Linked DNA regions of Mus musculus: region 2 is linked to region 1. A link is a loop called in an ENCODE intact Hi-C map of the cell type or tissue named here. Cell type or tissue: heart. All regions are shown on one strand. Each heading gives the region's core, and the rest is flanking DNA. Links, peaks and the distances in the headings are about the cores only.

Region 1 (15,905 bases), core at 2,687-10,686:
TAGGTGAAAATGATTATTAAATTAGGATTGGAAGTATGCCTACATTTGGAGTTCATCACACATTTTGGATTCTGTTTTATTAACCGGCTCCTATGAGCCCCATCTGACCTTTGTCTTGCCACCCTCTGCTAAGCTCCTGGAAGGAAGGGCATGTGCTTCATTCATCACAAGACCAGCAGAGAAGGCTGCTGGCAAGGCAGTTAGAGTGGAAGGGGAAAAAGGAAAGGAAAGAAACACACACTCAAGGAGACTAGATTGGATTTTTATACCTTGACTCCTGGACAACTGCATTTTGAGATAACTCATCCCTTCCTCTCCAGGCTGTGTCAAATAAGACAGTGGGTAATGGGGTCTGTGAATGGCTTGTAGACAGTGGGTAATGGGGTCTGTGAATGGCTTGAAGGCAGTAGTAACAGGGTCTCTGCACTCATGACATTGGACTATTATAACCTAGTGTTTGGAATCACATTAAACCTATACATTCATTTTTGGTTTGTTTTTTGTTTTAAAGATTTGTTTGTTTGTTTGCTTATTATAAGTACACTGTGGCTGTCTTCAGGTACACCAGAAGATGGCATCAGGTCTCATTCAGATCTCATTACAGATGGTTGTGAGCCACCATGTGGTTGCTGGGATTTGAACTCAGGACCTCTGGAAGAGCAGTCAGTGCTCTTAACTGCTGAGCCATCTCTCTAGCCCAACCTTAACATTCTTTAGGGCAAAAATACTTTGTAGCCAAGTTTTGTGCCCTAAGCATAAACCACAGGGCCTGACCCACAGAAGATGCTCTTTAGCATCCGTTAAGTGACAGGGGACCTAGTTTTGACTATAGAGTCTTGAGCAAACTGTTCCTCAAGAACTCCTCAAGAACTGGGCCACACAGGGAATGAGGGACAACCATTCCTATCCTGAGAGAGCCTTTACTTTCACTTGTGTGACCAGAAGAGGCAGAACCAGAGACAGGGTGGAGAGCCACTCAGGATGATGGTCAGAGTAAGATACCACTCAAAGCAAAAACAAAAGTGCCGTGTGTGGGAAGGTTAGAAAGAGGGGACATAACATCTGGCTTAGGGGTCTGAAGAAACCTGAAAGGGGAGATCTTGAAGAAGTGTTCTCCACTGCTGACAAGAAGTGGCAAGGGGAAGAGAGCGCATCGTGAAGGTCGTGTCATTTTACAAAATGAAGAAACACAACCAGGAAGGTTACCAGAAACACTGGCAATTACTTGGGGAGAGCTCCACGCTGCCATGGGAGAGTGCGTGCCACAGTCAACAATGGGTGTATTTAAGGAAGCGAGGCCAGGCAGTTTTCAGAGACAAAAACGAGGAGTTACATCAGATATTTTGAAACAATAATCTTTGGCCACAGTGAACCACAGACAGTTGCTGGGCAGATGTCCTTGAAGATAGACTTTTGTTTTAGGTTTCGGAGGCCTGGGCGAAAGATGGATTCTTCGGTGGTTTAGGGAGGGGCTCGGGGGTGGTTTCTATCAGCAAGCACAAGGAAGAGCATCCTTCCAAGGTCTCCCCACTCTCAGCCTTCTTTCCTTTCTCATACTTGTGGTTGCTGCTGCTGTCAGGGCTGACTGGCAGCTACGACACTTCTTTCCCAGGCAGGGGGAGAGAAGATGGATAAACAGGCAGGCTCCAGGAAGATGCTGGGCACCAACTCTTTAATAGAATCTTGAGGTGCCTGCAGCAATGGGAAAACTGCTCAGGGCAGTGGTTCAGAGCCACATGACACATGTACAGAAAAGCCCGTGCCTCAGGGAACTTCAGAGGGTCTTGAAGCAGAGTCATGATATAACCAGAGAGCTGTGTTCTACACAAGAGTCTTTTCTTTTTCTTTTTTTAATATGTGAGTACACTGTCGCTGTCTTCAGACACACCAGAAGAGGGCGTCAGATTTAATTACAGATGGTTGTGAGCCACCATGTGCTTGCTGGGAATTGAACTCAGGACCTCTGGAGAGCAGTCTGTGCTCTTAACCACTGAGCCATCTCTCAAGCCCTATGCAAGATTATTAATGCTGCCAGTCATTTTTCCTGTATCTCAAAAGATGACAGATTGCAATGCAATAGGCCACACGAACAAAGCACACTGAGTTTAATCTGCACAATAGTTGAAATTGTAAAATATAACCCTGTAGTTAATGACTATTAAGGAATATATTATAGGGGGTAAAGGTGACAGAATCCACCGTTAGCTATCTATTGCTAAGCAACTTAAAACAACACATTTATTACCTCTGGTCTTTTTTTTAAAGGTATTTTCTTTATTTATATTTCAAATGTTATCCCCTTTCCTAGTTTTGCCTAGTTGGCCATCAATGGGAGGAGAGGCCCTTGGTATTACCTGTTTTTGAGGCTGGGGGGAGGCAGCTCTTACTTCAGAGCATCTCAAAAAGCTGCCATCAAGGTGTCAGTCAGGGCTAGGGTCTTGATGGAAGGCTCAACTTGGGGTAGATTTGCTTCTATGAAGTGATTGCTGGTAGGATTTGGCTGATGGCACCATGGGACTTTGGTTCCTTGCCTTCTTCTGCACTTTGGAGGTTGCAGGCCCTCCATGCCTCTCCACCACGGCGCCTTACGTTATCAAAAGCAGACAGGGAGCTGCTGAGTCTCTCATAACTTTGGGAGAAACATCCTTTCACCATTGCCAGGATTTTATTGTAAAACCACCATCCTCCAGGAAAGGGGTTCCATAGGACTGTAAATGCACCAGACAGGGATCTCTTGGTGCCATCTCTGGAGGCCTGTCTGTCATCTCAGTATTTCACAGAATTCTTATTAAAATTCACAAAACTCACAGTGAAATGAGGAGGAATTTTCAAACAATTATGGCCAAATGACCTGACAGATCTTGGGATCCATGCAGAGAAAGAGTTCACTCCATGGAACGTCACAGTCAAGGATTAAAAATTGTGTCGGTGAGTACTGCCTTAGAGAGATGGGGTCCTAAGATGCAGGGGACTGGGCAACCACAGAGCTCCTCCTCACAGTGAACACCCATCCCCTGCATCCCCAACCGCATGCATGGCTGTTTGCAGAATGAAGCTCTGCCAGTCTCCTTCCATTCAAATCCTCAGCCCTGCTCAGGGCCCGGACACTGGAGTTGTGTGTGGATGAAATAAGATACTCCGTCTGGTTCATATCCTTCCCAGGAGTGCTTCCTTCACATAAAGAATGTGCCAGCTGCATTCCTGAAGATGGGAAAGCAAATGCTGCCAGGACTGATTTGGGATTCTTGGAGGAACATCGTTAGGACAGACAGAAGAGGGACAGTGAGACAGGGGGCAATGGGATGAGTGTTGGTGACGATTCATAAAGCACTGTGCCTTTGATCTACAGGTCACCAGCTATTAATGGATTGCCCTGAGACATCCCTCCCCTTGCCATATACATTCTTGGAATTCTTCCAGAAAAGCCTCAAACCTTAGGGTTATCTTTTTCCTTTGTGTAATGCACTGGTCTTCCATTTATCATCCCTATGCGGTCGTGGGTAAAATTTCACCTTTTTTGTTGTTGTTCCAGATCCAGGCACACATAAGCACTGTCCCTGTAACTGATGCTTTGTGGATCCTGCTAGATATGCCGATCAGTAACTTCTCAGACAGCTCAGACAAAAGTTACCACCCAGCCAGAGCTGTGAGGCAGAGCGTCTCATGCACGGCCTTGCTAGTCAACTTGGCCTTCAGACGTTATCGCTGAATTTTTCCATCACACGACAGTGCCTGGTGGAAATGCCACAGGATATTAAACATGTCAACACCACACTTTTCAAGAAATGTGAGAAGCTGGCTCCAGCCACTAAGATGAGCATGCTCAGTCAGTGAGTAAGGCCCAGCCTCCCTTAGGTTAGCCCCCAGCGTTTCCCCAGACACCAATGTGGAAAGGCATAGGCTCTGGGCTGAAAGACATCAAAGAAGGGAAGAGTCTAGAGTACAGTGTCAAACAATACAAGTTATGCCAGGGAGTTAGCAACTTAGAGTTGTGCAATGTTAAACTCTTTGAGGAGAGGTTTGGTGGTCGGGGTGAATGGAGAGATTAGTTATATGCAGTTCACTTTGGGTTTCTATTGTCAAATCTCACTTCGAAAAGCCATATACTTTCTCTTAATGAGAGGGTGGGGGCAGACAGATTTAGAGAGACAGAGAAATAGGCAGGCAGGCAGGCAGACGGACGGACAGACAGGGGTGGAGTTGGGGCTGTGTGAACCACACTCCAGAGATCATACTGAGTGCGGCCACGCTGCTGCTCACGTTTGGAGTTTTCCACTGTGAATACAATACACATTTGGAACAAGGCACAGAACAAAACCACTCAGCTCAATGACTCATGGCACAAGAACCACATTAACCGCCACCCCAGTTAATGAAGGTGACTTTGCTACTCCCCAGAGCCCTTTATGTACCTCCCAGCCAACACCCACCTGAACCCACAAGAGCAACCAGTTTCACTCACCCTGAGGTAATCACTACCTCTCCTTTTTTACTGACTTAACACCAAGCACGAGGCAGTGAATAACGTAGCTTAATTCCACTGCTCTTTGAGCTTCTATTATGTCCACAGGGGGAAAGAAAGCATGCATACAGGGTGTTAAGAAATCCACCGATGCTGCTGTGGCTGTAGGGAATTCATTATCATCGACGCAGACTGTTGGACTGCACGCCTGGTCCAAGTCTACCTCTGGTAGACGGGTGAAGGGCTTCTACCCGGGGCCTCTGATGAACAATGCTGCTGCAGACAAGCCTCTGTGAGAGCTACGGTCCACACATGGACAGATTTGCACTGTGTGCATCTAGAGCAAAGTTGGTGGGCTGTAGGGTATGCACAGCTTCAAAAGATCGGCAGGGTTTCTAGGAAGAGTGCTTATATAAAGCTGTCATTCCCGGCAGTCACTTTCCTCTCTCAGGAGCACGTAGTAGGTACTGCCACTTAACCATTAGCCACTGATAGAGTCTGTGCTCATCTCTGATTTTAATTTCATGACTCAAGTTGAGTCTTAGCACTTGTTTTGTATTTATATTTGGCTATTCCCTTTAGCACAATGCTCAATTCTTTAGTTGGGTTGTTTGGTTTTCTTTCTTTTTATTGGCTTATAAATGCCAGGCACACACAAACACCTCACCCTCTCTCTGGCGCTAACCATCTCCCCCAGGTAGCCCAGGCTGACCTCAAATGTCTAATCCCCCTGCTTCAGTCAGCCTCCCAACAGCTGGGATTATGGGAACGGGCCACCACACCTGGCTCCTTGTCACGTCTTTAAACAACTTCTAACTTGAATGTAGGCCAATCTTTTAAACAACTGTCTCTGCCAACCACCAGCATGGTATAATGGAGGGGCTCAGAGGCCCCACCCTCTCTGGGGAGCTACTGACAGCTAACGGCTGCTGAATGACAGACTGGAAGTCATTTTCTTCATGACACAAGCACTGGTAAGTTACCCACACTTCAGTAAATAACCTCACACCCACGTGACTGCAAATATCCCTAATTAAGTTCAGTGGGTTGTTAAAACAAACAAGATATAAAAATGGGGGGGGGTCTTGTTAGGGAGAAGCTTTAGAAAGAGTGGGAGGGGAGGGGAGGGGATCAGAGAGGAGGAGAAGGAAGGGGAGAGGGAGAAAGAGAGAGGAGGAGGAAAGAGGAAGAGGAGGAGGAGCGGTGGGGGGAAGAGAGGAAGAAGGGGAAAGGGGGAGGCACTGCTGAGACATAAGCCTGTCTCTGGCCAAGCAGCTGTAGAATTACTGAGACTGCTTTATCAGCCCTGGCACCAGACTTCCTAGAGGCCGACGATTTCAATAAGTAGCGTTGAAGCTCCACAGACAACTGAGATATTCTGCACCATCGTTTCTCAAAATACAGGGCTATGACCGCCCCCCTGCACCCCCAAAACACACCAGGGATTATAGAAACTGGAGCCACGCTGCAGGTCGCCCTCATCCAGGGACTTCACGGCCCCTGAGAACTGACAGATCATCAGCAATGCCCGTTTCGATGACACCAAGAGTTACTTGTCTTATCTGCACACAGAAAACTTCACCTAAGTCCTCTGATAACTCTGGCTGGCCAGCAGTTGAGGAGACTGAGGCTCAGGGAGGTTGGGGGGCTCGACTGTGGCCATAGCTAGGAAGGGATAAAAGCTGGGCTTTCAGTCTAGTTAATCCAGGCAGTCAACTGCCCACTTCATCTTATAGAAACCTGTTATACATTAGCTGTACCAACTAAAGAGGCCTGCCATGGCACTGCTGCTCATGCAATACCAGGCTTTGATACCCTCCTCTCCAGTCCCTGCCCACAGCCTCCCCCCTCCTGATTGTTTCCCCATCCTTAGTCTCTTCTTCCTTCCGGCCATCCATCCGTACCACCTTTTCCCTTTATCTTTCTAACTTGGCTCCTTTCTTCCTTTACCTAACAAATAAAATAAAATAAAATAAAATAAAATAGTCCATCATTCTCCACTGCCCCTTTCCTTAGCCTCACCCTCAGCCCAGAAACAAGGGAAAGCTCGCTACAGATGGAAACCCAGAGAACAGCAGGGCTTTGCAAGCACTAGACCATGGGGAGCCCTAGGAGTCTACAGCTAGCATTGTGCCAGTGGTTATCATCAAATGGTTTCTTACTTGCCCTGTTTTTCTGTTACATATTTTCATTTCCAAAGCCCTGATGCCTCTTCTTGGCTGCTGATGTTATTATATGCCTGCTCTACAAGGCTATAGATGAAGACACAGGCCTGAGAGGTTATGAGTCTCTGAGTCTCCTGAAAGCACACATTGGCCTGTGAGCAGCACTAACTCTATACAGATACTGATAGCCACTTGAGCCCCCTGTCTGGAGAAAGTTAGCCATGCGTGGGTTAGCTCCTTCACTTTGCTATGATTTACCATCCCCTCCCCCTTTCTGGCAAGAACATCACAAAAGATTAAAAAATGGCTCAGAGTTACCATTCAGAAGACCATAATAATATCAGTTTTCCGCCTTGTAGCCCTTGGCAGGACTCCCTTTTCATAGATCACAATGTGGGCACAGGGCCAGGAGATGGCGAGGGTGACTCACGGGTCACTGCAGTTTATAAGTCAGAATAATAAAAGGGAAGGCAGATCTGACATCACTGGCAAGGGGAAATTTTTTGGTGTTGTGTTAAGCGAACTAATTACAGCCAGCTCTGCAGAACGTGGGAGGAGGACAGTGTGGCTGAACAAAGCCAAGCCCAAGGAAGGGGCAAAATAAAATAAAATAGAATAAAAATTGCCCATAGAAAGCCAAACTCTGATACTGCAAAAGGAGTCACATAATGCATTAGCGGCTGTTTGTCCGAAGGTCAAAGGAAAAACTAAAACAGTCTATGGGCACAGATGTTGTTAACCAGGGGGAGGAGAAAGTGTACCATGCCAAGTAGCAAGAGGTACACCCAGCCACACAGCCCAGGGTTTACACGGCCTCTGCTGCAAGCCACACATCTCCACTCCTGCTAACTGAAAGCACAGAGGAAACAATTCAAGAGCCAGCTCAGCTTTTGCGTTCTCCTGGTGAAGAGCAAACGAGCCACAATTATTATTAGGTCTTGGCTGTGAAAGGCGGAGCCCAAGGCTACCTGCAGCCCACGAGGATTATGCTCTTATTAGTATAGTCCTGGGTTTAGTGGCAGCGTCTGTCTAAGGAATACAGCTACTATATTTGAGCGCATACCTGAGTAAGCAGCATGTTGATTGAAGTCTATCTATTTATAAGCTCTCCTGCGTGCTGTGAGAAACCCAGCTGCATTGCCACAGCACGGGCCCCTCCACCCGAATGAAGGCTCTTGGCCATCTCACTTCAGGGCCTGCTGAATGAACAGGCAGACAGGAAGTGTGTGGCATCCACTTCGGAGATTTTATTCCTCACTCTTGGCCAGGAGAGTTCTTATCTAAACAGCAACTTAGGTTGACATGGATGTTATAAAAACAAAATGGAAACAAAAACCAAACCCTTTTCATTGGGCTCAAGTACAGCTTTGAGCTGGTAGAACTACAACTAGTGGTATAAACTGGATAAGGTCCTGCAGAGCCCGAGCTACCAAGACCTGAGGGTACGTCACAGTCCTCAAACTGAGTCTGGGAGGTAGTAGACCGCAGCATATGCTCATCAATTGTCCCACGTTTCTGAGTGGGTGGCACTAACAACACACCCAATAGGAACAAAAGTGACATGGAAAGTCTATCATTTTCTTCAGCGTTTGGGTCCCTCGCTATCATGATGAAGCTTCACATAACAGAGGGCCACGTGTTCCGCCCTTAAATGAGCCAGAGTAGTCTACAGGGCTCTGTAGTTCACTTCCACTTGTCTATACTCACTCAGGGTCCTAGTTAAATATGCTTCATCTCTGGGAAAAGGCTGACAAGGAATTTACTAATTAATAATCCTAACAAATCATAGGCTATTATCAACTAAGACCTCACAGAATTTCTTGGGGAACTCAGTGAAGAAAGGCAAACTGTCAATCCCAGCACTCGGGAGGCAGAGGCAGGCGGATTTCTGAGTTCGAGGCCAGCCTGGTCTACAGAGTGAGTTCCAGGACAGCCAGGGCTACACAGAGAAACCCTGTCTTGAAAAAACCAAAAAAAAAAAAAAAAAAAAAAAAAAAAAAAAAAAAAAAAAGAAAGAAAGAAAGGCACACTGTCAACGTGGTCCCACTGTTCACGAGAGAAGGCAAATCAACCAATTATTGGGAGAGCCTATCCAAGCAGCAGGGAAAACTCGGGTTTTGGGATCTGCCTATTTCTTCTCTTTCCAGAGCTGAGCTGACAGGGCTCAGAGAGAGACGTGACAGCTGGCCAGTAATATTGATTCAGCGACTGACTGCTGCTAGCTAAGTTTTGGAATGACATCTCTTCTCTTCTGGCAGCTTACAAAGCAAAAGAATGATTCTGAAAAAGAGACATTAGTACTAGAAAACCAATGTTGAAACTACAAAAATTAAGACAGGTGGAAATACAGTATTTAGCCAAAATAGATGACACATTGCACGGAGACTCCACAGCAGTGATCAGATGAGTGGTCCTCACCACAAAAGCTGACGCTAGGTGAGAGCACCCCACCACGCCTACGATTCCAGATCCACCACGCCACACCCACAATCCCACACCCACCATGTCACATCACTCCCTTTTTTGGTTTTGGTCTACACCTCCAAAGGAAAACATCAGCAGCTCTCTTTTGAGCAAACAGCCCATGACAAAAGAGAGGCTGTGACTCAGCATAGCTATGGAGAAGACAACAGAATGCAGGTGACTGCTTTGCAGTGTGGTTTGTGACTGCTACAACTGGAACTAAAAGGAGAATAAATTGATTCATTTGTTCACTTGATTTCAGAACTCATGTTCTTTTGGGCATTTCTTTTCTTCCCATCTCTCTTTTACCTGCTAGGTACTGACAAAGCGTTCACTTAAAGCCTTGCTCCACCCATTGCCACCCACCATCCACATTCACGTCCTATCTGCCCGATATTCACCCACCCACCCCACTCCCCAGTGGCTTCCCTAAACGACTAAGTCATAATTCCTGTTACCATCTCATGACACTGAACTTTTTCAGGAGTACTGTCTTTTAGAGCAGAAACTTTGGACATATTTATTCCCCTGGAAAGCTAGTATGATAATAGAAAAGAGAAGCAGATGGCTAAGGAATTAAGAATATTTAGAACTGGTAAGCATTCATAAGCAAAATTCACCTATGAAAGAATTTTTTTAAAGATCCTCTAAGTGTTAAGACTACTTTATGTTGATGGATCATGAAATGTTAAATTCCAAAGACAGCTAAAACCAGAAAGAAACTAGCGGTAGAAATTATTCCCAATTACAAATAAGAACATGGAAAATACAAGGGACAAGTGATTCACACTGTGCATGGGACCCAAATCTGAGCAACGCAGGCCAGAAACCAAACAATTCCTTTCTCTGACTTCTGTGGTGAGAGTAAGCTCAGCAGCTACCTTCAGGATACATGTCCACCGCCATTACTGACAAGCATCTCAGTCAGGCATTGATAGAGGGCACCATTTCTAGCTGTCTCTACCCACAGTAAGCTTATCAAACAACGTCCTTGGGCCTGGCAGTTTCACCATGAAGAGCTAACAGCCCGTTTCCTAGTGGCTAATGATAGAGTCATAATGTGGGTGTACCCCTTCTTTTCTTGCTGTTTCTTGATCTGGAAGCTAAACCACACTCACACTTCCAACTTAGCTAAGTCTGTGTCTGACACAAACACAAGACCCCAACAAGTGTAAGTGTCTCCAGCGCCAAATCCACTCTTTTCTCATTTTAGGACAGTAATGGAGCCAAGCTAATGATTCCACAAGCTTGTGGTATCTCAGTGTCCCCCACCTCATTTATACTAAGTTTTTCCAAAGAATGATATGCTCATGTGGGGCTGAGCAAGGATGAACCCTGTGCTGGCCTCCTTGTGCCAGAATGCTTCAAGAGTGCAAATCCTGAACTTACCAATAACCAAAGGTATAAACAATTTTTCTGTGTAATGAACTTCACAAGTGCAAACATCTGAGAACATCACAAAATAAGGACGTTTGCCAGCAAACAAATTTATTTTAAAAACGGGTATCTTGTGTTTCAGAAATACAGGTACTGGAGGAATTGGAGAAAGCAGAAGAGACTGCGCCACAAGCTGCTTTTCAGTCAGTACCGGTTTCGAAGCTGGTTGCTGAGGTCTTGCAGCTCTGCCTCCAGAGCATTCACAGCTGCTATTTCACTGGCGAGCTCTCCAGAGACTTCTCCACTTACCACATCTGTAAAATTCTGCTGCAATGTAAAAGCAGTACAGCCATCAAAAGGTGAAAATTTCTTCCACACAATACAGACATGGTATTAAGTCATTATAGCAATCTGGAACCCAGTGCTCTCTGCACAGTGCAACTCTAACTGTGCAGCAGCAATGCAGTGTCTGCTCAGACCCCAGAAAGGTACAAATGCAAACTGTGTGCCTGAACTTACAGACTCAAGAGCTCTCCAACTACAGTTCACTGCTAGAGCACTTGCCCAGAGGGTCCAAGGCCGTGGGTTCAAATCTCTACTCTGTTCGTAAATGTTCACTGCTTTTGTCAATGTTATCCAATAGTGTTTGAATGAATGATGTTCATTCGTCCTAACAAAATTCTATCTACTGTGCATGCCTGGTGAGTCAGGAAAACCAGCTTCAAGATTTTATAAGCATACATGGGCAGGGAGGGGAGGCAGGTAGGCTTGCATAGAGTAGACATCTGTCTCACTGTGACATATAATGTATTCGCCTTGCTATACATTGTTTTCATCCCAATTGAATAGATTTGTATTGTTCAATAGCACATCCTAACAGACTGACAGAAACATTGCTACAGTGTGTGGAGAAGAAAAAACCATCTTCTAGGCAAAGAGCCTGAACACACACAGCATATTCTGACCCAGGAATCACAGTACTTACAAATCACAATGAACATGCAGTCCTCCTCAACGTAGCAAGGAGGAGCAGCGAGAAACTGAGGCTTAGAAAGAACCACAAATCTCCAGGGCATCAATCTGCTGCACCTGCAGGGCATCTGACTTAGCTCCCTGGGCTCCACCGACAGCCCTCACGCCATTCTTGGCTGTGACTTGCACAAAGATGAGGTGCTGAGGACAGAGGACTTGCTCTGTCCTGAGAGGACCTGGCCTGAAAGACCTGCGAGCAGAGGCTATTTCAATGAATAGTTTCTGTGCAGATGTTTGTATTGTTGTTTGTTTACCTGGGCTCTAGGAGCTGACCTCCTGCTGTCGTCTCTAGGCAGACAACAGAGGGCAGAGCCCTGCAGACCAAGCCTGCCCAGGCTCTGACAGTTCTCTCTACTCACTTTCACTTTAAAGTGGAGTTCAGTCTGCCTTTCACTTACTTACTTATTTCCTTTAGCAGCAGTGACCTGACGCTGATGGCCTTTCAAGCCCACAGTTCTAGTGAACTCGCAGGTCATTCTTACCTTTGCTTTGGATAACAAGCCACGTAAATTGAGTCGAACTGAAGAAAGTGTTTGTACAGCTTCCTGGGGAATGGACTTGCTCTCAGCGCATTTCATAGCCACTGCAAGATGAACGCAGGGAAGGCATTAGCGCTGTTCATCTACAGGATGACAAAGCAGCCCTTTACTAAGAATTCACAATAATCAGCTTTACAAGTTTGTACTTCCCTAGCCCCTCCCCCTTCACTTTTTTCTCCTTGGTGGTACTGGGAAATCAAACCCAGGCCTGTGCACGCTGGGCAAGCCCTCGTCTGCCACTGAGTTACATTCTGACCCTCCATCCTTCATCCTATATAAGAGAGCACTGCTAAGGAGAATTCGGATGAGTTCCATTAGGCGGGGATCACACACACATGTACGTACACAAACCCACACATATACATGCACACACACCAGTGAATGAGGCAGGCAAATAAAGCCTCACTGGAAAGCAAGGCCCAAGATGGACAGAGGACCAAGATGCAGTGCATCTCAGTAGGCTTCCACGGTCCCAAGTCACTAAGGCGGTTGCGCATCTGACTGGCCCAGCAAAGTGACACACCACATGTGCCAAGCTCACAAGCTTGCTGCATTTTTAAAAAAGATCTATCTATCTATCTATCTATCTAATGATGTGAGTACGCTGTAGCCATCTTCAGACACACCAGAAGAGGGCATTAGATCCCATTAAAGATGGTTGTGAGCCACCATGCGACTGCTGGGAATTGAACTGAGGACCTCTGGAAAAGCAGTTAGTGCTCTTCACTGCTGAGTCAACTCTCCAGCCCATTAAAAAAACTTGCTGCATTTTTTTTTTTTTAAAGATTTATTTATTATAATTAAGTACACTGTAGCTGTCTTCAGACACTCCAGAAGAGGGCATCAGATCTCATTACAGGTGGTTGTGAGCCACCATGTGGTTGCTGGGATTTGAACTTCGGACCTTCGGAAGAGCAGTCGGGTGCTCTTACCCACTGAGCCATCTCACCAGCCCCAACTTGCTGCATTTTTAATTCTCAAAGTTTACAGCATCCCCGGAGAACTGGCACCATCAATCTGCACATCTGCACCCAGGGAGTGGAAGCATGGCCAGGCACCCCGACTCCCAAGCCACTTCTGGCATCAGCACTGAGGGAATCTCTCATCCCTAGAAACGGCCTTTGGCATTCTGGGAGCCTGCTTCTCTGAGACGGAATTCTGACGGGAGACTACTCCTCCCAGAGGAGGATGCCTTGTGTGAACAACTGCAGCCCCTGCACAGACGGGGCTGGGATCTTTCCGTTGTTTTTACTTTTTTGTTTCTTAAAATTATGTTCATGAGCTGGAGAGGTGGTTAAGAGCACTTAGTGCTGTTCCAGAGGACCGGAGTTCAACTGCCAGGACCCAGACAGTAAGTAGGTCACGACTGCCAAGAACCCAGTTTCAGGACCTGGTGCCCTCTTCTAGACTGCAGGCACTGCACACAAATGAGCTCTGACACACACACAAGAAAACACTCATACACATAAACAATAGATTATTAAAAATTATGTCCACTAAATTGCAGATCATAGTTTAAAACTACAGCTTCACAGACCACAGCTGCAGACGCTAAGCAATCAGAAGAAACAACCTGCGGCCCAGCAAAATAGCTTTAATCCTAATTAATAATAACTGTGGCCGGCAAGAATCCTTGGGCTTCAGGTTTCTATCTCAGAACAATGATTAGACTCCACCGAGCCTCACACTGATTGGTGATTAGCCCGGTCTCAGAGGTCGCAGTCTCGCAGCTGCTGGGACTTCCTCAGTAGGGAGGCACTGCTGTCACCCAGAAGAGGTATATAGTTTGCTTAATGCCTAGAAACTTATTCTAGGAACACCCGGAGTTCTTCTAGTTTTAAAAAATCCTTCATTTTTAAAGCGAGGTGTGGTGGTGCGTGTCTTTAATCCTAGCACTGGGGAGGCAGAGACAGAACCCAGGATCTCTCTGGGTTTGAGACCAGCCTGGTCTACATAGTGACTTTGTTTCAGGCCAGACAAGACTGCAAGGAAAGACCCTGTCTCAAAAAAAAAATAATAATAATTCTCATCTTTAAAAAATTAACAAGAAAAAAGCAAAAAGGACAGTCTATCAGTTCCCATCCCAATCTCACTTCCAAAGCCCATTAGAGACAGCAGTTGCTGCGGGAGAGGGAGGAGAGACCTGCAGAGACTGGAAATGACCATGCTCCTTATACTGCAAATAGCACAGAGTGGCAGCAGCTCGGCAGAGGGTCTCCGCAGTTCAGCTCTGCCTTGCTGTCCCAAGCATGCCGCAGCCCCAGCAACGCTTACCCCTGGCAATCCAACAGGCACCAAGATTTCTAAAGTGCCATATTTCCTTTTCAAAGGGTAGGGTGAAGAGACAGTATTGGGGAGAGAGACAAAAAAGAGAAGGGGGTGACATAAAACCTGTGCCAAGTGCCAGAAGATGGCTTTCACGAGTATTTCTCCAGCCTGCACAGCTATGGCGGACAGGTTTAAAACTAGCACTTGGTAATGAAACTATCTGGGTCTGTCTGACCATCACAGAGCTGGGTTCAGAGATGTTTACAGAGGGCAAACTTAAGTAGATAAGATATTCTTCAGAGAAAATTCCACCCTGCTAAGTATACACAATACACATCAGTGGGGGCTCCCCACACATAATACCACACCCACAAAGGCAGAAGGACCAAAGCCCCCATTTGGCTAGCACAGGCCACAGAATTACCACACCCCCAAAACAGACTTCTCCTGTAACCACCTCAGACTTTCTACCTTCCAGCCCCTTAGTTCAGCCTTCTACCTTATCTGCCAATCCTAGGTGGTCCAGGAAACTGGACACTTACATTCTTTCAGTCACAGATCTGAAAGGCCACAGGAAGAATTATTAACTCCTAAGCCCATCTGAACAATCTGAATGTTCTATGGCTTCTTTATAGGCAGTTAAACTTCATCCCCATCCCTCACGTAGCTCTCTTTGAGTTCCTTATCATATGGACGAGATCCTCTACTTCAAAAGAAACAGGGTGGGTGGGGGTGGGAGAGATTTACATTTAAGGAACATGTGAAACACTGTTAAATAGTAAAATGCCCTTGTGGACTCTTCCTAACAGCATAGGTAAGAAAATTCTCATTTTTACCAACAACCAACCAAAGGCCCAGGGACCTTAGGTCCCTGGCTCAGCGTCACCCAGCAAGCACATGATAAAGGGGGTCTTGGAGCTTTCTCGTCCTTGGTTCCAAAGCTCTGCCCTGCTCGCTGATCCTTGCTGCCTCCTATTTGCCGTCACTACCAGGGCAGTAAAAGTTAGGCGAGAACTAGGAGGCTTACAGTCTCTGTAACTATTTCTAAGACCAGGACTTTACTAAATTCACTGGGATTATAGTCCCAGGGCATAACACACCCACATTCAAATATCAATATAACAATGCACTGCTGAATTTAGTATTTTTCATAGTGCAAGAATGGTCTAAGCCTGCATTTATCTAACAAGTAGACAATTTTATCAGAGGTAAGGTTTTATTATAAGGTAAGGTTCAAATTATAGACTCTAAATTACCCAAAGATAGGAACTTTTTTTGTATTTTTGTATATGTCATAGCTTTTCATATAATGCTAAATATCCAGTGGTCTACATGTTTTAATGATCTTTTTCTTTTTTTGCATTTCTATTTATAAATTAAGACTATCAGGAAGGAAATGTTAATGATTTCCTTAATACAACAACATAATCAACAAAAACTTTGTGTGGAGTAAAGGTTTCTGAGTAGAAAAATACTTCACACTCTAAGGATCTATTAACTCTGTCACTTACTTAAGTAGTATTTAAGCCTCTGTCCTGTTTCATCATATTGCACCAAAGTGTTCTACAGATGTTCCTGAATGGGATGCAACAATATCAA
Region 2 (15,905 bases), core at 3,595-11,594, 57 kb after region 1:
GCTACTCCAGTAGAAAGAACAGGGGCTTTTGGAAGTACTGGAAAATGTGTGTTCTGGCAAATAGTGGTTAATGATCAGAGATTCAAATTAATGGTACAAATGAATGGTGCAAATGAATGGTACAAATGAATGGTGTTGAAATACAGGTGGATACATGAGCTAACATTAGTATACTTTCCTAAAAGTCTTAGAATCCAGATTGGCCACTTCAGGTTTACACACAGTTTACAGGATCTGGTAAATTATCACAAATAAGACACAGTGTCCAATGGATTACCTGTGTGGGACGAGAAGGGCAAACAGGGAAGAAAGTCCTTATGTGGCTGACATAGCCGTAAGTTTGTGGGGAAGGGGTCTTTTACAACAATGGGTTACTCAAATTAATATCCCTGCAATTTGGGGACATCAAATGAGGAAACTAGGGGTGATCTGGTGGATGCTCCTAGGGAAAGTATTGATACTGATAATTGGGAACAATCACAAGCTGTGCCCACTGTCCAAACACAAGACAACACAAGGATTGAGTTTTCCAAATTTATAAAAGGGGCCACTGCTAACATACCAACAGCCTTGCCCCTAAAATGGTTAGCAAACCAACCTGTGTGGCAAGAGCAGTGAGCCATAATAAAAGAAAAGTTGCAGGCACTTGAACAATGGTACAAGAACAGCTGGGGGCTCAACATATAGAAGAGCCTACCAGCCGATGGAATTCTCATGTTTGTTGTTAAAAACAAAAATCAGAAAACTACAGAACAATAACAGATTTAAGAGCAGTAAAAAGTAATTCAAACACTGGGTCCTTTACAGCCTGGACTTCCTTCACCTTCTTTGTTACTGAGATCATGGCCTATAATAATAATTGACTTGAGAGACTGCTATTTTACTGTATCCTTACATGAGCAGAATAGGAAAAGGTTTGCTTTCTCAGTACCTACTTTGAATAATAATCACCCACTAAAGAGATGCCACTAGAAGGTACTTCCACAGGTAATGTTAAAGAGTCCAACTTTATGTCAATATTTGGTACAATAAATTCATGGGTAATCTCCTCAGTCTATCATTTATCATTACATGGATGGCATTTTGTTGGCTGATTCTGATGAAGCTTCTTTAGAGAAAATGTTTAAAGAAATATAAAGGCAGAATCAATGAGTCACCTAGCCTTAGTTGTATCCAAAATATACAAATAGGTGATGGATGATGGCTGTTCTTAGTTGTCTACTTGACTAGAGCTGAGCATACCTGTAAGGGTTCTATATATGTTTTGTTCTTTTGGATTAGCTCTTTTGAGTGTGAAGACCCACCTGAAATCTGGATCACTGAAGGTTGAAAGACCCCCTCCCTGATGGGGGATACACTTTCTGAAGGCAGCCCACATAAAACCGCATTGAAGAAGAGAGCTTTGCTTTCTTTCTGTCTCTGTGCCCTCGTTTGTGCTGGCAAACCCGCCTGCCCTATTGCTGAGACATTCATTTGCTGGTGTTAGAAGGTACATCTTCAGGATCTGACACAGACTAAAGAGCAACAGTTCTCTGGAATTCCAGGCCCAGACATGAACTGTTGAGACCTTCAGGCACATGAGGTGGACAGCTATCAGATTCTCGACCTTTCCTCCAGGAGACATCTATGTGTTGGACTCCTGGAACTACAACCTCTAAGTCACTCGAATAAATCAAACACACTTGTATTCATCCTATCAGTTGCATTCCTCTAGAGAGCCCTGATTCATAAACACTGGATTATTATGACACCATGATACAACTTTAATGATAAAGACTTTTATCCCATGAGTAATGAAAGAAAATAGTTTCTTGATATATAATCTACTAATGATAAGCAGTGGTAAAATAACAGTTTATACTATTACATAAAATAACAGCATTCTCTATTTGAAATGATTCACTCCTCTGTTGAAAAAAGTTTTACAGTAGATAAGTAAAATGTTCCCGAAAACAAGACACATGCCACAGAGAAATTTTTCAATAAAACTGACTTGATTGTTGCAAAAAAAAAAAAAAAAAAAAAAAGAAAAGAAATACAAAGAATTCTGCCATGCTGGGGGGGGGGGGAGAGGGTTAAGGGGGTGGCCAGCAGGGTGTGGTGGTACAAATTTCTTCAGAATAAATACAAAGAGGAGATTCACTTAGTTATAAAATTAGCCAACAACAAAAAAAAATGACCACAGAAGGTACAGATCAGTAGGAACCAATTACAAACTCAGAACAATTTTCAAAAATTTTTGGGAGATATTTACTGGCTGAGACCTACAATTTGATTAAGTACTCATAAAATTGGCAAGAGCTTGATGTAACTTAGAGAAGAATTATTAACAAATATTCAAAAAGCAAACATATATAGTTTATAAAAAGAACTAATTGGATTCTTCCACATATTGTAAAGAGAACATCAATTCCAGAAGCAGCAATATTCTATGTAGATGCGAACCAGATGGGGATGGCAGGTTATAAGTCACACAAAATAAGCAAAGTGACCAAAAGTCTATATACCTCAGTTCAAAAATCAAAACTGTATTCAATTCTTACAGTATGATTAGATTATCCTGAATCTCTTAATATAATTACTATTTCTTTATATTCAGAAAGAGTTGTTTGGCATATAGACTGCTGAATTTCTCATACCGAAGTTAATTCAGAATTAACTTTGCTATTTACACAATTGCAACAGGCCATCAGAAGTAGAAACTATCAATTATATATTACTCATATTCAGTCTCATACAGGCTTGCTAGGTCTATTAGCTCACAGAAATGAGGAAATTGATGAATTACTAATAGAAAATATGTTAGAAGCCTCAAAATTTCATGAAAAACATTAACAGTAAAGATTTAAAGAAAAAAAACTTCTATCACTTGGCAACAAAGCCACAGAAATAAAAAATGTCCTATATGTTCTCTATACAACCAAACTTCAGAACCACCTTACAGTAACCCTAGTGGTACCAAAAGAAATTATCTTTTTCATTTTGCAGAATTTGGAAAACAAAGGTATATACGCCATACCACTGATAGGTGCTCAGGGTTTCAATGGGCAGCTGCTTTAAGAGCTGAAAAGGCTGCTTGTGTAATTACACACTTATTAGAAATAATGGCAATTATGGGGATACCTGCGCAAATTAAGACCAATAACGCTCATGAATATGTTTCCAATAAGATAAAGCAATTCTGTGCATATTACAATATAAAACATATTTCTGGTATGTATACTACACAATCAATCCTATAGGAAAAGCAGTTGTAGAAAGAGTCAATCGTAATTTAAAAGAGATGCTTATTAAACAAAAAGGAAGAGTAAAAACCCGCAGGGACAGACTAGATAATGCTTTGTTAACCCTAAATTTTCTTAATGTTGGTGGAAAAGGAACAGCTGAGAGACACTGGGTTATCAATATAACTGAGGAAGTAAGCCAACCCAATATACTATAAGTTGACATTAAAATGGAAGCCTGCAATAGTTTTAAGTTGAGGATATAGTTATGTTTATGTATCTACAAGGACTGAAAAAATATGAATACCAACAAAACTTATAAAGAGACTGGAGAGACAACACAGAGACTGGACAAAATAAAAAAATACAGCTAGCTTTCCCAGGATTTGGCCAATATCCAAAATTTCACAGGGTACCAAAAAGATATCCTTACTTCCAGACAAGTAATTTTAAGAACATGACTCCCCTATTACCAAAAGATAGGATGGATGTTTTTGGTTGTTTGACATGTAATGGTTGTTTATCATCTAGAGTGGTTGGCTGATACTGGTTATGGTCCGGGAGGAAACAAAACAATGTTTAAATCAGAGATCTTTCTCTTCTATCTAAAAATGGAGAAAAGGAGGGGAAATGGGGACTAACAATAAATAAATAAATAAATAACCAATTAGCCTACTAGTCTTAAATATTTTACTTTGGCATAGGTGTATAATGATAGAAATTTAAGATTGTTTTGTTCGACTATTGTCTAATAATAGAAATTTAAGGTCGTTTTGTTTCATTATTGTATTTCGATGGAAATTTAAGGTTGCTCTGAATATTTAATGATAAAATTTTAAGGTTGTTTTGCTTGACTTCTGTTTGATATGTTGTATACAAGCACCTTATCTAAAATATGGTATAAAGTTCTAGTTTTATGGTTCTCATAATTATTTCTATTGCATGTAGGTTGTTAATGACAGAGAAAAAGACAACTCTTATTAAAAAAAAACAGAATGGGGGATATGAAGTGAAAATTTCCGGTTTCTTTAACAACTCTGTTGTGTACTCTGTTGTGTCACATGCTTTTTGGAAGGTGTCTTTGTAAGAGGGTGTCTTAGTCAGGGTTTCTATTCTTGCACAAACATCATGACCAAGAAGCAAGTTGGGGAGGAAAGGGTTTATTTGGCTTACACTTCCATGCTGCTGTTCATCACCAAAGAAGTCAGGACTGGAACTCAAGCAGGTCAGGAAGCAGGAGCTGATGCAGAGGCCATGGAGGGATGTTCTTATTGGCTTGCCTCCCCTGGCTTGCTCAGCCTGCTCTCTTATAGAACCCAAAACTACCAGCCCAGAGTTGGCACCACCCACAAGGGGCTTTTTCCCCTTGATCACTAATTGAAAAAATGCCTTACAGTTGGATCTTACAGAGGCATTTCCTTAACTGAAGCTCCTTTCTCTGTGATAACTCCAGCTGTGTCAAGTTGACACAAAACTAGCCAGTACAGAGGGCATGTGATGCTTTGCTGAAAACAGACCCTTGAGAGGATGTGTGATGTCTAGAAAGAAGATAAATGGAAGGCCATAAACTGAGAGGATGCTCTTGCACTCTTCTTCACTAGTCCTCACTTCATAGAATTACATCAAAGGAATTCTCAGGGTGTTCCAGCTCATTCTGGCTGCTTGCCTTGCTGTTTCTGTTAAATCAAGTTGCCACTACTGATCTGTATTTGGTGTTTGTTATTGAACTGGACTGCTGGTATCCTGACAACAAAGAGTGGAACTGCTCCCAAGGAACTACTTCAAACAGGTCCACAACCCCCTTTTCCTCTTAATCACCTTTCTCCCCTACCTCTGATCAGTGGGCTAGAAGGGAGGTTGGAGCATTTAAGAATCCTAAATAAAGTAGATTTTGAAAATATCTAAGCCTACAGACCACCCCTCAGGAAGGCAGGATTACCCCCAGGAAGGCAAGCTCATCTTAAACCATGCTATAGAAACAGTAGAATAATGAGCCCTTTGATGACGTATTCTCCTCCAGCCTCGAGTACAGTCAAGAGCCTCAGTGACTCTGTGAGCGTGCCCACTTTTCTGAGTACAAATGTACAGCTTTTCTTTTCCCTTTTTTTTCTCTTTAAGGTGCTGGCCAGAACCTAAATATGCCTTTTCTAGTACATTGGGCTTCCTTACTCTTTCTCTCTCTAAACAACATCTCCAAGCCCCTATGTGTCACCATGTGTCTCACCTCCACACCAGCTTAACTCAAAGGACAGGGTATTCCTTATCTCTCCAGTCTCCTCCTCCAGACAGCTGTTGGGATTTACAGCTTGCCTGCTCTGCGAATTTTTTTGAATACTAATAAAATTATACATAATTTTCCATTAAAGTCTATTCTAAAATTACCTTATTAATGGAACTAAGAACCCAAAATTTCTGTTAACAATAGTATATACTAATTTTGCCTAGCCACATCTCATTCCAACCTTTCATATACTATAATCATTCCTGTTCCCTCTTTCTAGTCACCTTAACAAGCATCTACTAAGTATGCCAGGCCCTGACACTACGAGCTTTCCATTTACAACTTCATGTATTCCTCACAGAAACTCTGCTAGGTAATGAATGTCACCCTCATTAAGGAAATGCTGAACATAGGAGGTGTTCAACCACATCAGTGTTACTCCAAGCCTCACCCTCCCCACCGCACCACACTGCCTCTCAATATACCATCCTACCCGCACATGAGCTATGGTTTATGACAATACACCTGTCTTAGTTAGGGCTTTACTACTGTGAGCAGACACCATGACCAAGGCAACTCTTATAAAGGCAGGATTTAATGGAGGCTGCTTACAGGTTCAGAGCTTCAGTCCATTATCATCAAGGCAGGAGCACTGCAGCATGCATGCAGGCACAGTGCAGGTGTCTACATCTTCAACTTCAGGTCACTAGGAGAATACTAGCTTCTAGGCAGCTAGGACTCGGGTATTAAAGCCCACACCACCCACAGTGACACACCTACTCCAAGAAGGCCACACCTCCTAATAATGTCACTTCCTAGCCCAAACATACAAATCATCACACCACCCCAGTCACCAGTACCGAAAGACGGGGGGAAATAATGCAGTAACATGTACCTTCAGAACACAAATGAGTCCTTCCCCAAAGGCTGCCTTGTCAGGCCATGCACAGACAGAGAAGCAGCAACAGAGGGGTGGGCATGTTCAGATGGAGGGGAGCATCAAAAGGGTCTTGCCAAAAATGGAAACAAGCACTTGGCAGAAAGGCTCTGTTGAGATTTCTATAGAGCTCACACATCTAGAGCAAGCCAGGAGGCCATTGCTATTGCTGGCCATGACCTATGGAAGCCAGAGTCCACTGTATGGGAGTCAATGCAAAAAACAAAAGCAAAACAACTGTTTATTTTAAATAATGTGATGCCTGTATTTAAATAATGATTGCTTAAATATTTTAAATAACTTAAAACAAAAAACAAAAACAAAACCACAAGTGGCTGGAATATGGCCCCCTAGCATCAGAGAGAGTATAACAGAAGTGAGCAGACGATGGCTGACTCAGGAGACTCTGAGCACCTGCGTGGCTTCAGCTGTAATACGCAACCTCAGAGACTCAGTTCCTGGATGTTAAGGGGGGGGGGGTGTTAAACCAGGCTATAATTCCAAGGCTCTGGGACTCCCCAGAAGTGATAGGGTTCTGAGGTACACTGGTGCCATCTAGTGGTGGGATAAATACATTGGTCATACAAGACAGTATTTGGAATCAGCAGATTTGAAGAGATATAAAGGGAGTCTATTCAATTAGAGGCCTTAGAAATCAATTCAAAAGAGGCCAAGAGAAAAACATGGTCTATAGAGGAAGTTTACTCAAAGCTTCATGATTACTAGTTTCTGGAGTGCAGTGTTGGGTAGTGAGGAGAGCAATTACAGCACTTTATAAACTTCAACACCAAAAATAGAAATTAGCCATCTAAGGCCACTAGAGAATGAGTAAAATTACTTTTATGACTAAAAAGATAACTTTACAGCACGAAGGAAACAGACAGAAATACCACTTGCTTGGATATCACAATTTCCTTTTGTTTTGTTTTGTTTTGTTTTCAAGACAGAGTTTCTCTGTGTAGTCCCGGCTGTCCTGGAACTCACTCTGTAGACCAGGCTGACCTTGAACTCAGAGATCTGCCTGCCTCTGCCTCCCAAGTGCTGGGATTAAAGGCGTGCACCACCACTGCCTCGCCAGTTTTCTGACTTGCTACCCAGAGTTCCTTCTTCCTAAGGGACTGGGGGGCTTGGGGGTGGGAATGGGGCGCTGTCCACATGAATAAACAAGTTCACAATTTCTGCTATGTCCCTTCGGGACCAACTGGTTGGCGTCTGTCTGTCACATGAACTAAAGGTTAACATAATCTAGCCCTAAAGGCACGCCCCGTTCTCTATCCTGTGCCTTCTTCCCTACCTCAGTCTCATGGCACAAATGAAAACAAGCTGTTGAATATAGTTCAACAAACAGGAAATACCCTTAGGCCAAATCCAAGATCACTGCCACCTCTGTTTGGTAGTGGCTTTCCCCAAGACATGCTCCATGCTCTTAAGTCGTGCATCACCATACTTGCACTCTAATATTCCCCTCACTGAAGGAGAACACTCTTTAACCTGTCAGTTTTACTGTCTCCCTAAGGGGATAGTTTCCTTAATTTTCCTTTTACTGTTGTAAAAGAATTCTACTATTGGTTGTTTAATGCTGTTTCTTGTTTGGATGTTTACAGCTATTCTGTTATTTGCCTCTTCTTTCCAGAAAACTTACACCACGTAAGTCATCTGCTCCCGAGACCTTCCCAGAAGGTTTATCTCCCTGTTGGCTACAGATAACGGGCAAGAGTGATTTCTCTCATCACCTTGCAGAGCAACAGGCGGGAGAGACAGTTGCACGTTTGCTGCAGAGAGCTGACTGCACCAGAACTGAGCTAGCCCATACGTATGCTGGCTCTGCTTTTCCGAGCAGTGGAGTGATTGCAGACTCGGCTTTCCACCTTATGCAGGCACAGAACAGACCGGCCTGTGCCATGCCTCTGGGGTTCCTAGGTCTCAGAACCAAGCAGGCATCAGGCAGGGTTTCCACCTTCCCCACTCTATCACGGCCCAGACGCTACCACAGGGTTCTTGGCAGCTGTAAAATTAAGCCTTAGGAGTTTCTTTCTTTTTTTTCCCTTCCTTCCTTTCTTTTTTTTTTCCTTCCTTCCTTTCTTTTTTTTATTGCTAGCCAATATGAGAAAGAAAGAAAAAGACTCTTTTTTTTCTGTACATATTATTCACATATGTCCATCCTGTCTGCTCTTTGAAAAGGGAACACCAACCTCCTTGAATTTTCTACCACAAGTAATAACTTTACGACAGAAATTATTGGGTCACATTTCAAATGTAGATACTTTATCCTTTCAAAAACTAAAATGAGTCAGGCATAGTGTCACATGCCATAAACCCAGTGTTAGGGAGGCTGAAGCAGAAAAATGACAAGCTCAAAGCCAACCTAGCCTACACAGTAAGATCCTGCCTCAAAACAAAAACCACTAAAAGGACAGGCAACATTTGCCCTGTACATAAGGGTGAGTATGGCCCAGGCCTTGGGATGAACCATGATTCAAAGGTCTGACTCACAGGGAGAGCTCAGGAGATTCACTGGGCACCCTGTGCCAGACAGCTCCAATCTTACAACTTTATTCTGCTTCTTCCAATAGCCCAGTGACTCTTTGTTGACGGGAAACAACGTCTACGCTAACAGCTGAAGGTATTCAGGACGCTCTAGACTTGGCCTTGGCCAATATGGCACTGTGTCCTCCACAATCTCCTACAGAGGTCAAACCGAGAAGTTAAGAGCTCTGAAGCTAGGGCAAATGTCCAGGCTGAATATCAACTCCTGTCTTCATCAACTACAGCGGCTGGTACAAACTGACACTTCTAATTCTTCATCTATAAAGTTAGTAAAAACATTAAGGATCTTGGTGATTGTGCCGCTGGCTAAGAGTATCTACAGAGTGCTTAAAAGTCAGTACCTGAAGCCTGGTCATATGTAAAACTCCTTGCTGTGTTACTATTAGGATAGAATAGAATAAAGTCAGAACTCTACAGTCACCAAGAATCTTTGCTTTCTAAATGACTGGTGTTTGCACATGCAGAATATATTATTCCCAGAAGACATGCCCCCAGTTTCACTTCTGTGAATCTAACCCTTCTTTAAGTGCTCAGTGAAAATCACTTCTCCATCAGGCCTTTCCTGACCATCCATTGTTGCTTCATTCGCCTCTAGGCAGCAAAAGCACACTGCCCATTTATTCTACCACTGCTCACAGGGGACTCACACCTCTCCTCTCCCCACTGACACACAAAAAACAAAGGATTGCAAGCCTGCATCTTAACAAGCTTTTGCATCTCTCAATACTGCTAAAGGAATCCACGTTACATCCTAGCTTAGATCATCAGTGCTTTAAAAAGCTCCAGTCTCAGGAAAGCATTAGTCCCGTTGACTGCCCCCTACCACTCAGCACTGCCACTGGCTTCCCTTCACCTTTGTCCACCAGTGTTTCACTTCTGCCTGCAATAAAACAAGGCCGTCTAGTATCTCTTTACTTAGCTGTCTATTCTCGGTTCAGCACTGCATTTGACCACCATCTCCCTAGGAAGCAGGTTACTGATAGTAATCTGCTGTCTCACCGCACCCACTCTTCAGTCCTCAGAGTCTGTTTTTGATCGTCACCAGCAGGCTTCAAGCCAGGGACCAGTTCTTGGCTTTCTATGAATGTTATAGCATTTGGCATCACCCTGATAGTTTCATTTCTATGATCCCTTCCCTTAGTTCTTTCCCCTCTGGCCAATGTGCTGTGTTGACCCGAGTATATTCCATTTCATTTGTATTTCTGGCAGTGTCCTTCTCCTACCTTCCTCCAGTCACTGGAGATGTCCAGAGTACAGGGCTCGGTCTCATATTCTAAGCTGGTACAATGTTCTCTAAGACATTTGCTTACTACTGCAGTTTCAATTTAAGTCCGAGGAGCAGCATCTGCATGCTCTATACAATGGCTTTTCACTCAGGCTTTTAGCTCTAAGGGACTGTCAGCTATCTTTGCTTTAACACAGCACCGTCACCTCCTATTTAACACCCAAAACCATATCACATCTCCTGCAAAAAGGTACTTTCCCTTCTTCCTGAATTTCCTGTGGCTAATTTAAGAGACATCTGAGTCAGGAGATGTTGCTGCGTAGTATAATGTATAGTTGCCATGTGCCAACACTCGGGTTCAATCCCCCTGTACTACACACAGACACAGACACAGACACAGACACAGACACAGACACAGACACAGACACACATACACACACAGCATCTGGCATTCACACTGGTTCCAAGGCTTCCTTCAATCATGCCAATCCAAGGGTAAACTCGAAAATTTTCCTTTGTAGCAAACCTCAACCTATTCTTGCTCCTTCCTGCTCCTGCTCCTTCCTGCTCCTTCCTGCTCCTGCTCACAGCTGAAGTCACAGTTAAACTTTCAACAATACTATGTGTGCCGTCATTTACACAAAATCACAATAGAGTCCCCTACCCGTAGAGTTAGATAACCCTAAAGCAGGGCCTTAAGTGGTTCACAAACTGGTTCTCCTTTTGTTCTTTTCCAGCACAAGCTCTTTGCTCTCTGCTCATAGGCTGGCCCAGCTAATGCATGCCACATCTGCACCTGCTCTATGGCAGGCCATTGATACTGTTTAGTCACATAACTACGTAACCACCTATCCAAGCAACCACCTTTCCGAAAAGACAAAGAATACTAAAACAATTTCAAATTGATGATTTTTAAAAAGCATATCTATTAACTATTTAGCAGTTGTTGATTTTATCATGTTGGGGGATTTAAAGACTACTGTATTTAAAAACCCCAAATCAAATATCTATCAAGTATGTTGGTTCAAATATAATCCAGGACTCAGGAGGCCGAGGCAAGAGGACTGTGAATTCTGGACCATTTTGGGAGACAAAGTGAGTCAGTATCTCATCATACTGCCACCACCACTATTAGCAACAACACAGAAGCCGCTTACCAGGAAATACATGAAGCAAAATGGCATCTTATTGTGTGCAATTTGTGTCCTCTAAAACAAGTAACTTCATCGTCAATATCTGTCTAGCATACATGAATTTATAGCAGCACTTAGAAATGTTAGATTTGTCCCATGACAGATGGAATTTTATCCAGAATTTTAATACCTTTTATCCAGAATGTTTGAATAGATCAAAACCCTACACTATTACAACAAATTAATCTATTAAAACTAATTTTGCTCATTTTCATTTGCCCTATATAAAAAGTGAAATGCTAGAGAAAAACAAAAAAGAAAAGATCCTCACCTCATAGCTGCAAGTTACATTTGGATATACCCTTCTTTTCCTTTTAAGATTTATTTAAAAAAAAAAAAACAAAAACAAAAACAGCCGGGCGTGGTGGTGCACACCTTTAATCCCAGCACTCAGGAGGTAGAGGCAGGCAGATAGAATTCTGAGTTGGAGGCCAGCCTGGTCTAAAAAGTGAATTCCAGGACAGCCAGGGCTATACAGAGAAACTCTGTCTCGAAAAAAACAAAACAAACAAACAAACAAACGATTTACTTTTACTTTTTTAGGTTCTGTATATGTGTATCTGAGTGTTTGTGCACATGAGTGCAGGTGCTGCTGGAGGCCTGAAGAGGGCGCTGATCTGCAGGGGTTGGAGCTACAGGCAGTTGTGAGCTTGTCTGCTTCCCTCCCCTCGCTCCCCTTAGCTGCCCCCCAGTCCAAAGTAGAATTAAAATCTTGAATTAAGGAATTAAAACAATGTCAATCCTTACAGAACTAAAGCCAAACCCTTCCTGGATGGGCCCCCTAAAGAGCAAGCATACACTGGACAGTCATATGAACACTAGAATCCATGGCTCTCCTCAAGCTCTCTCCAGCTGAGAAGCCAGCTCCTCTCTCAGCATCCTTGCGCTTCCCATCCCTCATTCAACAACCACCTCCCCTCACATCAGCACTATGCCTCCCCTTCCCCATCCAGCAGCAGAACTACTCCCCTCTCCAGTCCTCCTGGTTACCTGAGTCTCAAGTCCTTACTCCCAGTGACATCACATGACCTTACAAAGGTGAGGTCTCTGTTAGCCAAGTAGAGGAGTTAAGGAGAAAAGAAGCTTTTCAAAAGAGAGAGCAACAGAAAAGGAAAGAAAAGAAAACAACATGTGTTGAGCTGGGTTGGATCGCATGACAGGAATGAACATTTTCCTTTATCCCTGCTATACAAACTGATATCTAAGCAAGCCATTCTTACTTTTTGCATAAAAGTCAGAACAAGGGGAAGAATGACTAACAATAGAAACAAGAACTCAAGTTTTACATGTCAACCTATGGAGATTTGGTTAGATTTCTCCCCTCTTACCTCAGTGTTTAGTACTTAGGTCCCTGAAGCCCAAGATTAAATTTTGCTAGTTTCTTGAGTCTTGTGGGGGGAAATGGGTGGGTCTGAGTGGATGGCAGCACTAATGTAAGTGGTGCGTGTCTTCTGGCTCTCTGAGAAAAGCACCGTAAACAGCAGGTTAGCGCAGGAGCCCATCCCTCAACACAAAGCCAAACCGTGCTGCTTTGACATCGATGCTCTGCAGATGCCTCTCCCCATTTACCAAGATCTCACATTGAAACTAACCTTATGGACAACATTGTTTTTTAAAGTTCTATCTTCTCTTTCTTGTGGCACTCAAAAGAGACAGCACACAGTAATGACAGCTCTTCAGAGACATCCAACTTAGTAACTTGGGTCACAAGTTACTAAGTCTAGTGTTTGAGTTACAGTTTGTAGCAGTTATACAGACTGGAGCACCAAATAAATGCCTGTGTATTTTGGCTTTTGTTTCGGTCTGCCTGGATTGAAGACACATGGCAGGCGGCAAAGTATCCTCACATAATATCTGTCTGTATTGTGACTGTGCTTTGAACAGCTGTCACTTCTGTGTCTCAGTAATTAGTTCTAAATTGTATAACAAAGCCATTAGCCTGTAACTCTTCCCTTGCAACTTCCCCCAAATCATCGCTTTGTTCCAGTGTCCCTCCCGCACCAATAACTCCCCTGCAAGTGTAGCTTGCTACCGGCTTCTTACCCAGGCTATCTAGTGCCCCCTCCCATAGCTGTGTGCACAAAACAATGGTCCTGCGTCCCTCTGTGCACACCCCATTCCTGCACTGAAGGCGAAGCATGGCATAAATCAACTTTAGTGGTTCCCTAACAACCAAACAAAAAAGTCAGTGAGTGTAGCCTAACGTTTAAGACATTTGATAGCCTGAGTCAATCTAGCATTCCCATTGTAAAGGCCCTATTTCCTCTGGCTCTGAAAAATCGGCCTGTTTACCAGTTCTCCCGTCCCTCCAGCCCACAACTCAGCCTTTGCTCCTTAAGCTCTGCAGTGTAAGCCTCCATAACCTACTCAAGTACGACTTGTCTCTCAAAGCTGAACACATCCTATTCTCTGTATGTGAGAGGGGGAAAGACTGATTTAAATTAGGGCATGTTTCTTCAACCAAATGCTACTGACATGAAAGGCCAGAAAAGCTTGTATAAACAGCTATGCTGTGCACTGAGATATTTCATCATGGGATTTTTGCCCCGCAACATCTCTGATATCTCTCCCTTTCACAAGCCAATAGCACATGCCCTCACTTCCCCTTTATGAAAGTCAAAATTATCTCCAGAAGTTGCAAAATCATATGTAATAAGAATCACTGCATTGGTACAGTTGCCAATGAAAACCAACTCCAAAGTTATACATTAAGCATCTTTGTTGTCACGTTATCCCCATCAACTTCAGCAGAGACATTGTATGTGAATGTCCTACTCTTCCCCAGACTGCTACCTGTCACCAGCTTTGGAGGACACTAAGTGTTATTCTCATTACAACACACACACACGCACACGCACACGCACACGCACACACACACACCTTAAATTTTGTTTGAAGAATACTCTAATGAAACCTGATTCTTTGAAAGCTTGCTTATTTATTTATTTATTTATTTATTTATTATATAAGTACACTGTTTCTGTCTTCAGACATACCAGAAGAGGACATTGGATCCCATTACAGATGGTTGTGAGCCACCATGTGGTTGCTGAGAATTGAACTCAGGAACTCTGGGAGAGCAGTCAGTGCTCTTAACTGATGAGCCATCTCTCCAGCCCTGAAAGCTAATTTTTGAAAGCATTCAAAAATTCAGTGTAAAGGACTACCAGGTCTACCTTTTTATGTACCTATTTTCCTATCATTTCAGCACAATTCATAACAGGCAATCCACATCTCTATCCAGTAAGCAGGGGAACAGATTGTAGCAATGGGATATGATCCAGTCTTGTAAGGAAGAGGTTCGAATAGCTATTGTAGCATGGATGAGCCCTGAGGGCACTACACTAAGTGGAATAAACCAGTCATCAAAGATGAATACTGAGGGCTGGAAAGATGGCTCAGAAGTTAAGAGCACTGCTGCTCCAGGAGGTGACCAGGATTAGGTTCCCAGTACCCTTCGGGTAGCTCACAAATGTCTGTAACCCCAGTTCCAGGGGAATCCAATGACCTCTTCTGGCCTCTGCAGACACTACACACATGGTGTATATTTACACACATGCAGGTCAAACACTCATCTACGTAAGGAAAAAGAAGACTCCTATATGACTCTGCTCTGTGAAGTCAGTAGAGGTAGAATAGCTGAGTCAGTCAAAAGGAAAGCAATGTGGCTGCCAGAGGTTTAAAGAAAGGGAAACAAGGACTCGCCTAACAGATTTAGTTTCAGTTTCACAGATGAAAATGTTGTGGAGACCAGTTGCCCAACAGTATGAACCTACTTCATATTAATGAACTGCACATTCAGAAATGGCAAATTACGTGTTATATATGTATTTTTATAACCTCAACTAAGGAAAAAAACCTGTTGGCTCCACAGTCAGATCATCTGTATTTCAATACCAGCAGTATGCTCAAAGAGGCACGCGGCTTCTGACAGTCCTGAAAATATCAGTAGCAAATTCTAACTCAGGGGTGCCTGAGCAACTATGGGCTCCAGGATGGCTGTAAAGGTGGCCCAACACAAAGTCAAACACTTACTTACAACATAATGACTTTTTTACACGTGTTTGGAGCTTGATTACAAGGTTCTTGAGTGTGAACTTGTAGCTCACCAACTTGCACCACAGCCTGAGACAAAGCAAGTGTGTGCACGCTCTTCCTCGCTGGGCTTCACCTGTCATTGTACCAATGACAGTACGATACCACTGAGGAGGCGGCCTCTGTAGTGCCACTAAAAAGTTCAGCTAAAGAAATGTCTACAAAGCAGTAAGAGAAACTGTGTTAATGCCTTTTTCTCCATCCACTATCAGTGTATGTTGAAGCTGGTCTGGTGCTGCTATGTGTTCAAATGCTAAATTCTGTGCCTCAAGGTCTAGTTGGTGTAACGTGAACGAATTCTCACATACACCAGATTTTGTTGTACAAACCTTGCTCCCCAAGTTAACTGGTCAATAAAAGGCTAAAGCCTGTGATCTCGCAGTAGGAAGAGGAAGGGGGGATTGCCTGGGAATGAGAAAAGAACTCTGGAAAGAAGAAAGGGGAAGGCTTTTCACTAGGCGAC

The links. Peaks named below come from ENCODE experiments on the same cell type or tissue, not always from the same donor. Only the 100,000 strongest peaks of a DNase experiment are listed, where the experiment ranks them.
Region 2: it touches region 1 in a loop (2.2-fold over the local background); 5 of 42 quality-filtered maps call a loop at or near these places.

What each region holds. Positions count from the first base shown.
Region 1 is chr17:74,858,223-74,874,127 of GRCm38, reverse strand. Ttc27 (tetratricopeptide repeat domain 27) reads right to left here. Exons shown (of 20, transcript NM_152817.4): 19 at 11,982-12,082; 20 at 10,558-10,794. The coding sequence ends at 10,672. Among named protein-coding and RNA genes, the nearest start is that of Gm31759, 84 kb to the left of the region's middle. In heart, for the core only: no CTCF peak of the experiment used is centred there; a DNase peak (open chromatin) is centred at 7,037; H3K27ac peaks cover 5,880 bases.
Region 2 is chr17:74,802,058-74,817,962 of GRCm38, reverse strand. All of the region lies in intron 13 of Ttc27 (tetratricopeptide repeat domain 27), which reads right to left. Among named protein-coding and RNA genes, the nearest start is that of Ttc27, 92 kb to the right of the region's middle. In heart, for the core only: CTCF peaks have their summits at 6,748 and 6,948 (motif pointing left); no DNase peak of the experiment used is centred there; H3K27ac peaks cover 725 bases.